2 separate regions of the Homo sapiens genome follow, and region 1 is linked to region 2. The links are chromatin contacts, found by Hi-C or POLR2A ChIA-PET in ENCODE. All regions are on one chromosome and are shown on one strand. Each heading gives the region's core, a stretch centred on a gene start or an enhancer-like site at or near the end of the contact. The rest is flanking DNA. Distances are from core to core; before and after follow the strand shown.

Region 1 (6,813 bases), core at 2,416-4,915, 270 kb after region 2:
AGTGACTAAATACAGGAGAGCATTCCAGTAAGAGGAAACTACATGTGCAAAAGCCCAATGGTAGGAGGGAGTTTGATATATTTGAGGGACTGAAATAAGGCCAAAATCACAAAAGCGCTGAAAACAAATATGAGACTGGCTGAAGAGGAAAACAGGGGTCAGAAGTCACAAGCCTGGCCAGGTGCAGTGGCTCACGCCAGTAATTCCAGCACTTTGGGAGGCCAAGGCAGTAGTATCGCTTGAGCCCAAGAGTTCAAGATCAGCCTGGGCAACATGGCAAAACCCTGACACTACCAAAAAATACAGAAATTAGAGAGGCATGGTGGTGAGCACCTGTAGCACCATCTACTTGGGAGGCTGAGGTGGGAGGATGGCTTGAGCCTGAGAGGTGGAGGCTGCAGTGAGCCGAGATCACACCACTGGACTCCAGCCTGGGTAACAAAGACAAACCCTGACTCAAAAAAAAAAAAAAGAAGAAAGGTACTTGAAGGACTTTGATTTGCTGGCTGATATGATCAGATCTGAATTTTGTAAAACCTTTCTGACTGACTCAAGCATCTGCAGTGAGTTTCTGTCTCAGTGCAGGCAAGAGCACTAGGAATTTGGTCTAGTGTGGTGCTAGTGAAGATATTGACAAGTGAATAGATTCAAGAGGAGACACTTTTTTATTTTTATTTTTTGTACAGATGGGGGTCTCACTGGGTTGCTTAGGCTGGTCTCAAACTCCTGGTCTCAAGCGATCTACCCCCTCACGGCCTCCCAAAGTGTTAGGATTACAGGCATGAGCCACCACGCCCCATGGAGAGATAATTTAATGATAAACACACTGGAGCTTGTTAGGATTAGGGAGTGAATGACCAGGCATGGTGGCTCATGCCTATAATCTCAGCACTTTGGGAGGACAAGGTGGGTGGATCACCTGAAGTCAGGAGTTCATCACCCGCCTGGCCAACATGGTGAAACCCCATCTCTACTAAAAACACAAAATTAGCCGGGCATAGTGGTGGCCACCTATAATCCCAGCTACTTGAGAGGCTGAGGCAGGGGAATCACTTGAACCGGGGAGGTGGAGGTTGCAGTGAGCACGAGATCATGCCACTGCACTCTAGCCTGGGTGACAGAGCGAGACTTTGTCTAAAAAAAAAAAGATTAGGGAGTGAAGGAGGGAAGGTAATTATCTACTGTGCCAGAATGTGAGAGTGGCTTATGAGTTTTATCTTAAACTCAGGAGGCTGAGATGGGAGGATCACTTGAGCCCAGGCAGTGGAGGCTGCAGTGAGCCATGACTGTGCCACTGTACTACAGCCTGGGCAACAGAGTGAGATTCTGTCTCAAATATATATATATATACACACACATATATATATATTTATACTTATATATAAATATATATATGCCTCTACTATATATATCATATATATATCGTATATGTATATATATATCAAATATATATATCAAATACATATATATCAAATATATATATATATATATACACACACACACTACTCTGTTTAAAATATGTGAGAGATTTGTTTAATACCTAAATGAATGATGTTAGGCTTCATCATCAGGGTTTGTTAAGAAATAAAAATTGAAAGTAAATTTAAATATCAAAATGATACAATGTTTGTAAAGTGCTTAGTTCAGTACCTGACACAAATATTCATTTCCTTTCTTTTCTGCTTTATTCAAGTAATACTAAAGGCTAAGGCTATTGGAAGATTATGTGGGTTGGGCAAGGCAGCTCACACTTGTAATCCCAGCACTTTGGGAGTCCAAGGTGGGAGGATCACTTGAGGCCAGGAGTTTGAGACCAGCCTGGGCAACATAAGTGATACCCTGCCTCTAAAAAAAAAAGAAAAAGAAAAGAAATGAAAGGTTATGTGCAATTGATGTTGGGTGTTCTGCTTTATCAGTATTTGTTTTAATCAAATAAATCAAATACATTCTACGTTCAGTTACTTCCAATCTATGTCACCTCTTCCATGTTCTTTTAGTACTTATACACGTCTATTATAATAGTATGATTCAATTAATATACAGATAATAGGCAACCAAATATTTTACAAAATACTATTCAGTAGTTTTGGTTATAGTATCTTGTAGAAAGATATTCAGGATACAATTAAACATATACACACATTATAGGTGAGAAAATAGATGCATGAAGAATGTAACTTGTTTAAGGTCAAGAATATAACCAAAAGGAGTAGCAAATAATGTCTTTTCTTTCTAAAAGTTTGCCATAGCTGAAACACAACAGGAATCAGCATGCTACTTGACATTATAAATGCATTCCATCAGGTGCCCAGGCATATGAAAATTAGGTGTTCCTGCTTTATTCATAAGTTAGACATCAACTAACATTACTCTGCAGCAAATTCCTCTACACAAGGAAATCTATCTAAATCCTTCCAAAATGTCCTAATAAGAAAATAAAATAAGTAGAATTAAAGCTGTACTAGGCTAGGGCACATTTATATTACTGACAACTATAGATTATTCAGTAATACCTCTCAGTGCACCAGTAAGCAGAGAGCATGGAGAGCTAATAAAAGTAATGAAGTCTTCGTAGTACGTGAACTCACTGCTATTAAATCTCTTCTGAGAAATAGGATGAGCCTGCCAAGTTTGTTGGGAGGAAGGCTGAATGTGTAGGCTGTTGAAGTGAAAATAAGTAGAGCCATACGGCAATGGTGGCTGAGAGAGATAATGGCATTAATGCCCAGAAACTGAGTGCTTTACCTAGCCTTCAACTTTATTAGGAAGCAACGATGACATAAAACTGGATAGGGTTTATCACGTTTGTACTTGTCAGCTAAATCTACAGATAAAAATTATAGTTTTATAATAATCCAAAGCTTGAGTGTACCATGTGGCTATCAATATTGAGGAGCCAATAGAGGTATAGCTACATAACATAAACGTTATATTTTTCATGTGATGGCTGACCATCATTTGCCATGACTGTTTAAGGAGAGGAAAGCCCATTGAAGCATCCTAGTTACTCAGAATCCCTGAAAGGCCATGATGATGTTGAGGTCTATAGAAAGTGCTACTCAAGCCGGGCGCGGTGGCTCACGCCTGTAATCCCAGCACTTTGGGAGGCCAAGGTGAGTGGATCACAAGGTCAGGAGTTTGAGACCAGCCTGGCCAATACAGTGAAACCCCGCCTCTACCAAAAATATAAAAAATATCTGCGCATGGTGACGTGCGCCTGTAGTCCCAGCTACTCAGAAAGCTGAGGCAGAAGAATCGCTTGAACCCGGGAGGCAGAGGTTGCAGTGAGCCGAGATCACGCCACTGCACTCCACCCTGGACGACAAAGCGAGACACCATCTCAAAAAGAAAAAAAAAAAAAGTGCAACTCAAGTTGTGGGTCAGTCAAGGATTAAGCAGACAACGCAGCATGCCGGTACAGTATCCTGAGGTAGTAACAGTGTGGCACATCTACCACCTCTAGCACTAAAGGGTCAAGGGAAGGGAAATGTTACTGGAATCCAGAGAGAGAAAAGACTGTGCAGAAAAGATCACGCTACAGGAACTGTAACCTTCAGAAGAGAGACAAAGTCTGCTGCAGCTACTCTACAGGGAGGGAGATGGAGGAGTAAGGCCCCAACCCCTCTTCCCTCTGCTCTCCAGCAGGGGCCGCCCATTGACTGAACCCAACCAAAAGCCAGGGGACAGGGGAGTCCTGGGAAGTGGTCTCGGGGGCACTGAGCAGGCTGGATGGAGTAGGAAGGATAAAGATCTGAAGGGGTAAATGGAAGATAGCCCTACTGTCTCCCTAGTTTTGCCTAAGTAATTATTTTATTAATAATTCCCTATATTATTTGCTTGGTTTTCTCTCCAGGAGGAACAGTTCCAACATAAGAGTGGGTGAAGCACATTAAACCCCAATAATCAACTTCCTTAAGCATTTCCAAGTAACATAATCTCCTACTTCCCTACAAAAAAAAAAATCAAAAATTCTCACTTAAATCCCAGGAGATGTTTATTTTCATCCTACAAAGAATGTCTGTTGTTGAGTGATGACGTTTCTTTAAAGAGAATAATTAAAGCTCTCTGTTTTTTTTTTTCCTTTTACAAATCAGGTGAGCAATGTACTCACTCTGAACAATGACAGTGTTTTGGCTGCTTGTGAACCCTGGAAATATTGATCAGTTAAAAATATTCGGACTTGCATCTCTTGAATTTGCTTACTGCAGCCCTTCTTCCTGGTGGGCCGGGAAAGCACCAGCAATTTTGTTATCATGATAAATTACCCTCCCTGGTAGGTCACTCTTTTTTACCTAAAGTCACAATTTGCTCCTTCCGTTAGGTCATAACCTGATTTTTTTCAGGGTGACAGATTTATTGCTTGCTTTGTGCTCCAAAAAAAAAATCACCAACATTGCTCAAAATATAGTCCTGTCACAGTAACTTTGTATATTTCCCAATGGGAATGAGACTCAGCATGTATATTCCAGTTTGAACATGGTAGAGTGGGCATTCCCACGTTTCTCTGGATTGAAGCTGGGAGGACAGTACTTAGGTTTAAGTCACACTGCCAGTGTAAGGAATTGATAAGCAAGTATTAATATTTGTTGACAGAGTCTTAGGGGATCTTTTCTTCTTTTTAGGAAACTCAAAAAGCCAACCAAACAGCTATTCTGATCTCCAAAGCAAGCCTTTCTCATGGCTGGGATATTTTCCTTGGCCATTACGGAAGTGTAAATCCCCCGTAAATGTCCCTAAACTTGAGAATGAAGCTGTGATGCCTTCGTGGTTCAGTAAGATCATGTAGCAGAGCTCTCACAGTGTAATGTGGACTAAAGTTATGAACAACAAACAATTCCAGGCCTGGTCCATAAAAAGAAACCTACACTCGGCCCTCCATGCTTCCTTCATCAACCTGCCTGCTGAGGGTGCTGCAAGTCTCCAACCCGCACCCAGTCCCACTCCTGCACCGCACACTTTCAAATGCAGTTCTTCCAAAGAAAGTCCCAGCTCTGTCCACACTGGGGCCCCTAATCTCAGCTGAGTCTTTAACACAGGCCAGCATTCTAAGGTCTATTCCTAGTCAGCTGACCACTCCTTCTTTAACCTAAATTCATCCTCCTCCCCAGACAACTAATCCTCTCCTGATCTCAGTCAACAGCACCACAATCATCAGAAAAATCCTTTAGACGCTTCCCCCTCCCTGACTCATCCACCTGAAAAGTTACATCTCCTAAATATGCCCCAGATCCTTCAGGGTGTGGTGTGATCCAAAAGTGGAATACCATTCAATGGTTTTAAAAAACACTAACAATAAATGAGTAAAAAATAGCTGCATGTTTCATTATAGATAAACCTCAATAACATAATATTGAATGAGAAAAGTCACAAATAAATATATATTGTATGGCCGGGCACAGTGGCTCATGCCTGTAATCCCAGCACTTTGGGAGGCCGAAGCAGGCGGATCACCTAAGGTCAGGAGTTTGAGACCGGCCTGGCCAACATGGTGAAACCCGATCTCTACTAAAAATACAAAAATTAGACGGGTTTGGTGGCAGGTGCCTGTAATCCCAGCTACTTGGGAGGCTGAGGCAGGAGAATCGCTTGAACCTGGGAGATGGAAGTTGCAGTGAGCTGAGATCACTCCAGCCTGGGCAACAGAGCCAGACTCTGTCTTTAAAAAAAAAAAAAAAAAAAAACACGCATATGGTATGATTCTGCTTATATATAGTGTGAAAACAGGCAAAATAAAGCAGTATTTCACCTGTCATGAATGGCATTCTATGGCAGGTTGTATGACAAGGCCAAATATAGGTGGCCATTGTCTATATGTTAGGGACTGAATGTTTGTGTCCTCCAAAAATTCGTACGTTGAAACCTAATTCCCAATGTGATGGTGTTTGGACAAGGTGGAGCCTTTAGAAGGTGATCAGGTCATGAGGGTGGAGCCCTCATGAATGGGATTAGTGCCCTTAAAAGAAGTGGCCAGCAAGCTTACTTTCTTTCTGACAGATGACAATTTAATGAGAAGACAGCAGTCTACAACCAACCATGCTGACATCCTGATCTGGGACTTCCAGGCTCCAGAGTGTGAGAAATAAATTTCCATTGTTTATAAGACATCCAGTTTATGGAACTTTGTTATAGCAGTTCCAAATGACTGAGAAAATACTCCTTCTTCTCTATATTATTACTGGTTTCTCAAAAATAGAACCTACCTAGTTGCAGTGAGCCGAGATCGCACCGCCACACTCCAGCCTGGGAGACAGAGCAAGACTCTGTCTAGGGAAAAAAAAAAATTGAAACTACCTAGATGGTTGACACTAGTATCTACACAGGTAGATGAATGGAACACAGAAAACCTCGTCAAACTCCTTTATTTGATGCCATAAAAACTAAAAACCTCTCCAAAGTTATTACTTTACTTTCAAAATGAATTAAATTTAATATTATGGTAGGTATACATAACTCAAGGGATTAGTATTCTCAGGCTCATTCTAGAGCATGCTTTCTGCATCATCTTTGTAAGCATTTATTAAACTCCTACTGTGTGTCAGGCACTGTGCTAGCTCTAATAATACAAATATAACAGAACCAAAAAACTTTCTATTTTCAGGGGATTCACTGCCCACTGGAAAGGGGACAAGGAAAGGACAACAAACATTTAAAAATTAGAAGACCAAGAAGAAAATGCTATACTATAAGTGTCTAATAATGGAAGTGCTATAATAGAGTTTCTGTGAGAAAAGAAACAAGCAGGCCAAAAAAAAAAGCACTTAATTCTTCCCGGAAGTAAATCTGGGAAGGCTTCACTGTAAGGATTAGTTTTGT
Region 2 (7,415 bases), core at 35-2,534:
ATGTAAAATTTATTCTAATTGTTGATTATCAATATTTGATTCTCAGAATAGTAGCAGTTTTAACACTTTTACTACAATCACAAGTGCTAGTTCATGTCAGAATAAGTAGACTAAACCTTTATCTGTGTATCTCTCAAGCACGTAAGTTAATGTCAAAAAAACAAAGATAAGATATAATACTAAGCATTTCAATTCTGTGTGGATATTTGTATATTACACAAGCTTTTACATGTCAGTGTATTTCAATCCTTTCCAACAAACTAAACAAACTAAATTTTGATATCTGGTCTTTTTTTATTTTTATTTTATTTTTTTTTAACTCCAAGCTACTGTATATTCTTTCAAATCTCTGTAAATATTCTGTATTTCTAGGTTTTTGGTCCTATTATTTTAGCAATATATAATGACATAATTCTGTATTTAAGACAATGATTTCTTCCAATGTGATTTTTTTTCCCCATATGGATAATATTCTGAAGGGCCATAATATAGCATGCCTGCCAGGGCAGGTTGAGGGGAGGAAGGAAGCATGGTTATAAACAGCACCACTGGCATATATCCACTAGGTGTCAGTCATGCAGTTAGCATCAATTTACATTCTTAATCCTGATGGTCATAAACACAAATTCTATTAAAGCTACCCCTGATTCAGTATGAACATACCACAGAGACTCCTAGAATTTTATGCAATGTGGAATAAAGTCTTGTGACTAGAAGAGCTACTGTTTTGCACTAGTGAGGACTTCAGTCATCAATGAAATGCAGGCTTTTCCGAAGTGCCATTGTTAGTTGAGGACAACTGTGTTGGGGGCAGTTGTGATGACTCTAATCAGTTTAGATTGATATGGTATCTAAATGAGAGAATGATAGGGTATCATTTCAGAGAGTTCTCTTGAAAGATTTAGCTTATGGAAACAGGGAAGCACAATGCAGAATATTTCTTATATATTTAACATTTAGAATATTTCAAAGAATACCCCCTCCCCAAATGCTGATTATATTGAGAATAAAATAGTCTTGGGGAAATTGACTTAAGAACACAAGACATCTTGGGTTGTTGCTACCAAAATCAAAAATTAGTTCTATTCTTTCAGACACCTGATGTATTCTTCTCAGTAAAACAATGTGTGAGTTTTATAGGAGAGGTTCTTAAGGATTCTTTTAGAAAAGTGTCATATAAGGTGCTTACTGTTTCTGGGAAGGCAGTATAATGACTGTCTACTCAGTTATCAGATTGTCTCAATCCAGTTCAAAGTGTTAATTGTCACCGTGGACTATGTTTGAACTCCTTGCTGTATGACTAATCCCAAGCATTAGTCACCATAATCCCAAGCATTCCACACAATTTCCAAATAAATATGGGAGGCAAAATAGAAATAAGGTTCATAAAGATCTTTAGGAAAGGCTTGGTTCCTTCAACAGTAAAATTAACGAACCAAATTAAGTGGTCTCAGATTTTCTTTCCAGCTCTGCTGTTTTGTGATTCTATGATGCAACATGTTGTTTTCCTTAAAACAATGGAAACTTTTTATGATGAGTAGTTGTAACATGTTAGTTGTTCTTAAAGATAGAAAAATGTAAATATGTGTTATCAATTACATTACTCCTCAACCCTGATCCCTGCTTTTGTGGTCTAAAAGTTTATCATTTTTCTCCCTTCTCACACCCAGTGCAAGTCAAGGATTTCTCTTCCAGAGTTATCTTTATGTTGCTTCTATTCCCATTTCTCATTTCCAATCCCAACTCATCATCCACTCCCTAGCCCTGCACTCCCACTTAAAACGAGATCGTCTTTGAAGAAATATTAATTTGGAGATTTAGTGAGATCCTACCCTACTTAAAGTCTGCTGCAGATAAAGTCACAGTCAGGCAAGGAACTATAGTTACAGGATGTTTCCAAGGCATGAGGAGCAGCATATAATACTCTCAGTACTTTTGACACCATTGTGATGATGAGATTTCATAACTGAGAATCAGATAAGCATACAATCTATATCATGCTTGTTGAGAAGATCAAAAAAGTGGAACTTGGAATTCTAAGATGTGCAGATACAACACCTGTCCTCAGAGTATCATCCAGTTTCTATGCATCCTTTTTATAAAACCTTGCATTAATTCAGCTTCTCAACAAATATTTATTGGCCAACTCTATGCCAAGCACTGTGCTGAGCCTTGGAAATGAAGCTGTGAAACAGGCAAAGGCTATCTGTTGTCAAAGGATTTAAAGTCTAGTAGAGAATAGTGATGAATTAAAGCACATAAGGTTCTAATGGGAAATAAAAATCACTGGGTTATTCTTACATAATACAGCACTAGTATGGTTACCAGTATAAATAAAACATAATGCTGTACAGAGCAGACATGTAGATTCTCCCAAGCAATGTGTCCTAAATTGCAGGATGATTTCCATGTAAATTGCAGAGCTATAGTTCCAGGGAGTCTTAGATGCATGAACTGAGACAGTTCTAAAGAATCCCTTCATTCAGTTACTACTTTAGAATTCTGGAAGCCTGTATGAACCTAAGAAATACATTGCTCAGAGATCAGATTCTAGCCCACTGTTTTCATTAATTTTATTTTTATTTCCTCAAAAACCTTATCAAAGTGTGATGCCTTTGAAATGAAAAGCTATTCCCTCCTTCCTTTATACTTTTGATGTTAGGCTCCCTCGGAAAGACTTTAAGTAGAAAACCCTTGGAAGGCCTCAAAGCCAATCCTGCTGTCACTTTGCACAACTTATAAAGGACAAACTAGCTAATAGACTACTAGAAAGGAGAAGTTTATTAAACCAAGCAATTAGCTCTTTACTTTAAAGGGATTTGATGAGACTAAATGAAGTAAAATATAAGAGGTAACTTAAGTTTTTTTGAAAGGGAAGACAAAGTGTTCAGGGCTATAGGAATAAAGGTACAAAGATTTAATGAATATTTGTCCGGTGCTTTACACTTTATAAGTGGTTTTCACTTACTTTATTGGCTCCTCACAATAGCTGTTAAATAAGCAGGGCAGATACAGAGCTTTCTGTGGTCCCTGAATATGGGTCATCAAAGTAACAATGAAACACATACCTTGCAAGTTTATATAAACCTCGCTGAGTGGTGAGGGGCGGAATGCTGTTGGGGCTGGCCAGCAAGATCTCACTACAGCACAGCGTTAGCAACCATGCACAGGCTGACAAGAATAAGGAGAGAGGAACTGCTGGGCGAGCATGACTCCCAGAAGACAGATGGAGGGGCTATTAGACACAATTAAGCCAAGTCTCAGAGAGGCTAAAATGAGGTATTTAAGACTGTATAGTCTGATGACACACCACTCATTAGTCACCCAGTTTAGTAACAGTCCTTCTAATATGCCATATTTTCTCTTAAACAGTTGTTAAAGCAAGGGACAGGGTGGTTGGTCTTCCTGGGTTGAAGGCTTACTATATGCAAGATGAATTTGAGGTACTGGGCGTACATTACCTCTGTAGTAAAGGTGTGTGGATATTAACTTTTCTTAAAATTTAAATTATATTTTCAGTGTCCTAAAGAAAAAATTCTACCATCAGCTCTCCTGGAAAGCGAGAAATTGGGTTATAAAGCAAATGTTCTACTCCTTATCCCAATTTACCTTCCATAGTCTTAAAGCCAAAACCTCAGGTACTGGTCATATCCTGGCATGAAAAATAATTAGATTGCACTTACATAAAGGAGGTTATGAACTGAGCCTTTTCAGACTCCAAAATGTTCTAGACAAAAGCAAACAAGCTAAGGATTTGTTCCCTATCAAGAAAATTGTTCATCTATATCCCCTCTCATTTCCTCAATATTTTGACCTTACCCCAGCTGGTTAGCCAGCCCCACAATCCATTTAGACTTTAGAACAGAAATAAAATGCATACATACATACTGTAGCTGTAATTCAATTAATCTTCTCCTTGGGTTTCCTCTGCTCTGTGCCAGGGTCATTTGTAAGGCCATCACTCAGTCCAAACTGTTGCACCTGTGCTGCTATTGAAACACCCCTTCCTCCCTTTCACCCCTCCCTCGCCTCTATCCTCCCAGGCACAGTGCCCTAATCACCTTTTTCCCAGGCACAAAAGCTTTCCTTTGCAAGAAGGAATGTCAGAATTCCCCCAAGCATTGGCAAGGAAATATTTAAATGTAATCAGAGGATCTTCCTTTGTTTTCTTTTTTTTTCCTGGGGAAATTAATCTCTCTAAGGTACTGGATGTATTCTTTTGCTCTTCCGTGAGGCAACATCATCATACAGTGCTGAAGTGGTCACAGCTTGCAAAGGCTAAATATTTTCTTCTCCTTTGCTGCTGACATAGATGATACGTGCCTGGTTTCCTCAAGCATCTCTAATTGAATACTTTGCTTCATTTAAATTGTTTTAAACTTGGCTGTGAGAAATGTGTGTATGTATGTCCCATCCCTCCCCCACGTAGAATATGAATGCAGACTGGCAGCTGTGGCTCCCCTAATAGCTGCCCTCTCCCAGCTGTAGTCCCTTCAACTCTATCAAGCTTGAGAAACTTTCCAGTCCAGTTCTCTCCAGTCATTGCCAGACTTTGAGTTTCATATAGTTCCTAGGAGAAAAGCTAGACTCTGTTATATAGCTTTATAAGTTGGAAGAGCTTTTAAAGTCAAACTAGTCTTACTTAAATCTCTGCTCCACCACTTGCAGCTGTGTGAGCTTAGACAAATTACTTGACCTCTCTGAACTTCAGTTTTATTATTTGTGGTAGGACAAAACCAACTGCATAGGGCTGCTGTGAGCATGAAATGGGATTTTATACATATATATATTCTAGTATAATCCCTGGCACATACTTGTTTTAAGCATTTTTTTTATTTTCTATATTTTATGATGTTCTAATATCTCAGAAAGCTTGCTGGCCAGGGAGAGACTTCACCTCCCAGGAGTAGCCAATTCTTATACAAAACAGGGGTCTCCAGGGAGCACCAACCAATCCCGAGTCTACAGCCTCAACCATTTCCTTGTCTAGCTCTCACACATAAAGCCAATATTTCCACACCCCTGAATAACTCTAGGGAACAGATCTATGCAACTAAAGACCACCTCTATGCCCCAAAGCCCCCTAGAATTATTGAAACTGCCAACCTTAAGCTCTTCGCCCTGCCCTGCCTTGCCTTTCCTGCAGAAACCCCAATAAAGGCTCTAGCCTCAGCTTTCCCCTCGCTCCCACTTCTGCTTCCTGGCACTGGAACCTCCTCCATGGTCCTGAGTTGCATGCCTTGCCTCTCATTTCCTGGGGAGCTGTGAGCAGCAGTGAGCCTTTCTTTTAATGGCATTACCTCTCTGTGTCGTCACACAGTCATACCTCTCTCAGTTACACTGCGGGTATAATTTTAGAACAGTATTTAATGAATGTGAACATCTCCCCTTCCCATATTGTCATTTAACGATTCCTGAGTGTCCATAAGTTGTAATTAGATATAGTGGACACAAACACAGAGAATTTCACTCCATTGCTATCAAACCAACAAGATGTAGACAGACCTGAAGGCTTGTTAGGTAAAGCTCTGCGGCAGTGGTTCTCAGGCTTTAGCTGGCATCAGAGTCACCAGGAGAGTTGTGAAAACCCGGATTACTGGACCCAACATCCAGTTTCTGATTCAGGAGGTCTGCGTTGGCCTTCCAGAATTTGGATTTGTAAGAAGTTCCCAGGTGCTATTGCTACTGGCTCAGGGACCATATTTTGAGAACCATAGCTTTAGAGGATGTGAAAATGAGCAGTTTGGGGAAAATAACTGGCGTGATAGGATAAACAAATATCTCAAGTTGAATAGAATCAAAGTTTTGGAGTTTGGGGGAAACATCAACAAAGGAGATCCCTGCTTCACAAAAGGTGCCTAGATTACTTAGGCAGAGTTCCCAGAGTAAAACACGCTCTCAGTCTCAGAGAAAGAGCCACTCGGAGAATTTTCTGTTGTTTGTTTTGTTTCTGGATTTTTTTAGATGTCCATTGTTTATTTCCCTTTCCCTACATTTTTTGGCTAGCAGGGTCAATATGAAAGCTTATCATTTATCCAGCAGAAGTAAAGTGCTCTATAGTCTGCTTTGGTGATAAACGGAGGCCAGCGATGACTTAAATTATCTACTAACATTGTAGTGCGGCCACAATGAGTGGCGTGAGGAGGCCTCATCAGGCCATGCAGCTGACCAGCCTGTTGGGGAGAGAGCCCCACAGCAACTTGCACTGACACCCTGGAAAGCAGTTCTGGGGGCGTTAGCACTGACTCATTGAATCTTCACTAGAATTCTTTGAGGTAAGTATTTCAATCTCCCCTCTACTAGAAGTAGAAAACTAAAGCTCAGGGAGGCATTCAGCCATTTCCCCCAATTATTAAATGATATCACCTGGATTTTTCAGGTCTGCCTGCAAGACTATTTCAACTCTGTTATTTCAGTTCCCTTTTCTGTGAAATGAGGAAGCCTGAACTAGGAATCTTCAGTTCTTGCTGGCTCATTCATTCTGTGATTTTCCAGGTTTTCTCTTCTAAATGTAGAGTGATTTTTCTTTTTTAAAATAGTCCACACATTCCCAACACAGGCACATAAATAGTGTCACTCTTTTAAACTATCACATCAACACAGAGCATTTAATAACAACAGCATTTTTTCTCCCTCAGCTTGGTTTTAAGCCTCTATTCTTTGGCAGGTCTGTCTTGTCCCCAGGTTTCTAGGAATGAACTAAAGGAACTTTTGCATCTGCATGAACTAATAGCCTCTTATGAAGCAATGTGGGCTGTAAGTAGAGTTGCCAGAGTGAGTCAATAAAAAGACAACTAGTTAAAGTTTGAATTTCAGATAAATAACAAATAATTTCTTATATGTTTACCCCATGCAATATTTGGAACATAATTACACTAAAAAGTTATTCACTATTTATCTGGAATTTTATTATTATTTTTTTTTTTTTGAGATGAGGTCTTGCTTTGTCACCCTGGCTAGAGTTAGGTGGTGCAATCACAGTTCACTGTGGCCTCAACCTCCTAGGCTAAAGCAATCCTCCTGCCTCAGCCTCCCGAGTATTTGGCACTACAGACTCACACCACCACGCCCGGCTAAATTTTTTTTAATTTTTTATAGAGATGAGATCTCCCCATCTTTCCTTGGTTGGTCTCAAATTCCTGGGCTCAAGCCATCTGCCTGCCTTGCTTTCCCAAAGCTCTGGGATTACAAGCATGAGCCACCGTGCCCAGCAGAAATTCAAATTTAACTGAGCATCCTGGATTTTATCTGACGGCCTGCTACAAAGCCTCCCTCAGAGGTCATCCCTGGGCTCTGTATTGTCAGGAAAAACAAGGAGTGGGGAGGGAGCTTAGAAACTGAACAATGCATGAGGTAGGAACAATGAAGAAAAGCCTTTTCCCTCCTCCACGAGCTGTAACTGCTGCTTCCTTCTG

Evidence for each region. Hi-C counts contacts between places; a loop is a spot of excess contacts on that map. ChIA-PET counts read pairs that join two places held with the same protein, here RNA polymerase II (POLR2A). Pooled maps may share reads with other maps.
Region 1: a loop to region 2 is called in a map of OCI-LY7, with 4 times the contacts of the local background. The contact joins two enhancer-like sites. A Hi-C loop is called at or near these places in 7 of 168 maps with a recorded cell type or tissue (A673, Caco-2, Calu3 and 4 more) and 7 of 50 pooled maps. POLR2A ChIA-PET finds 5 or more read pairs at or near these places in 2 of 52 experiments (OCI-LY7 and WTC11).

The regions. Positions count from the first base shown.
Region 1 is chr1:199,951,251-199,958,063 of GRCh38, forward strand. The region is part of intron 2 of LOC105371682 (a long non-coding RNA gene); the gene reads right to left. Among named protein-coding and RNA genes, the nearest start is that of NR5A2, 73 kb to the right of the region's middle. Within about 2 kb of position 3,666, at least 2 of the 41 ENCODE cell types and tissues checked have a DNase peak (open chromatin) inside an H3K27ac peak, as active enhancers do.
Region 2 is chr1:199,684,292-199,691,706 of GRCh38, forward strand. No RefSeq gene overlaps it. Among named protein-coding and RNA genes, the nearest start is that of NR5A2, 340 kb to the right of the region's middle. Within about 2 kb of position 1,285, at least 3 of the 41 ENCODE cell types and tissues checked have a DNase peak (open chromatin) inside an H3K27ac peak, as active enhancers do.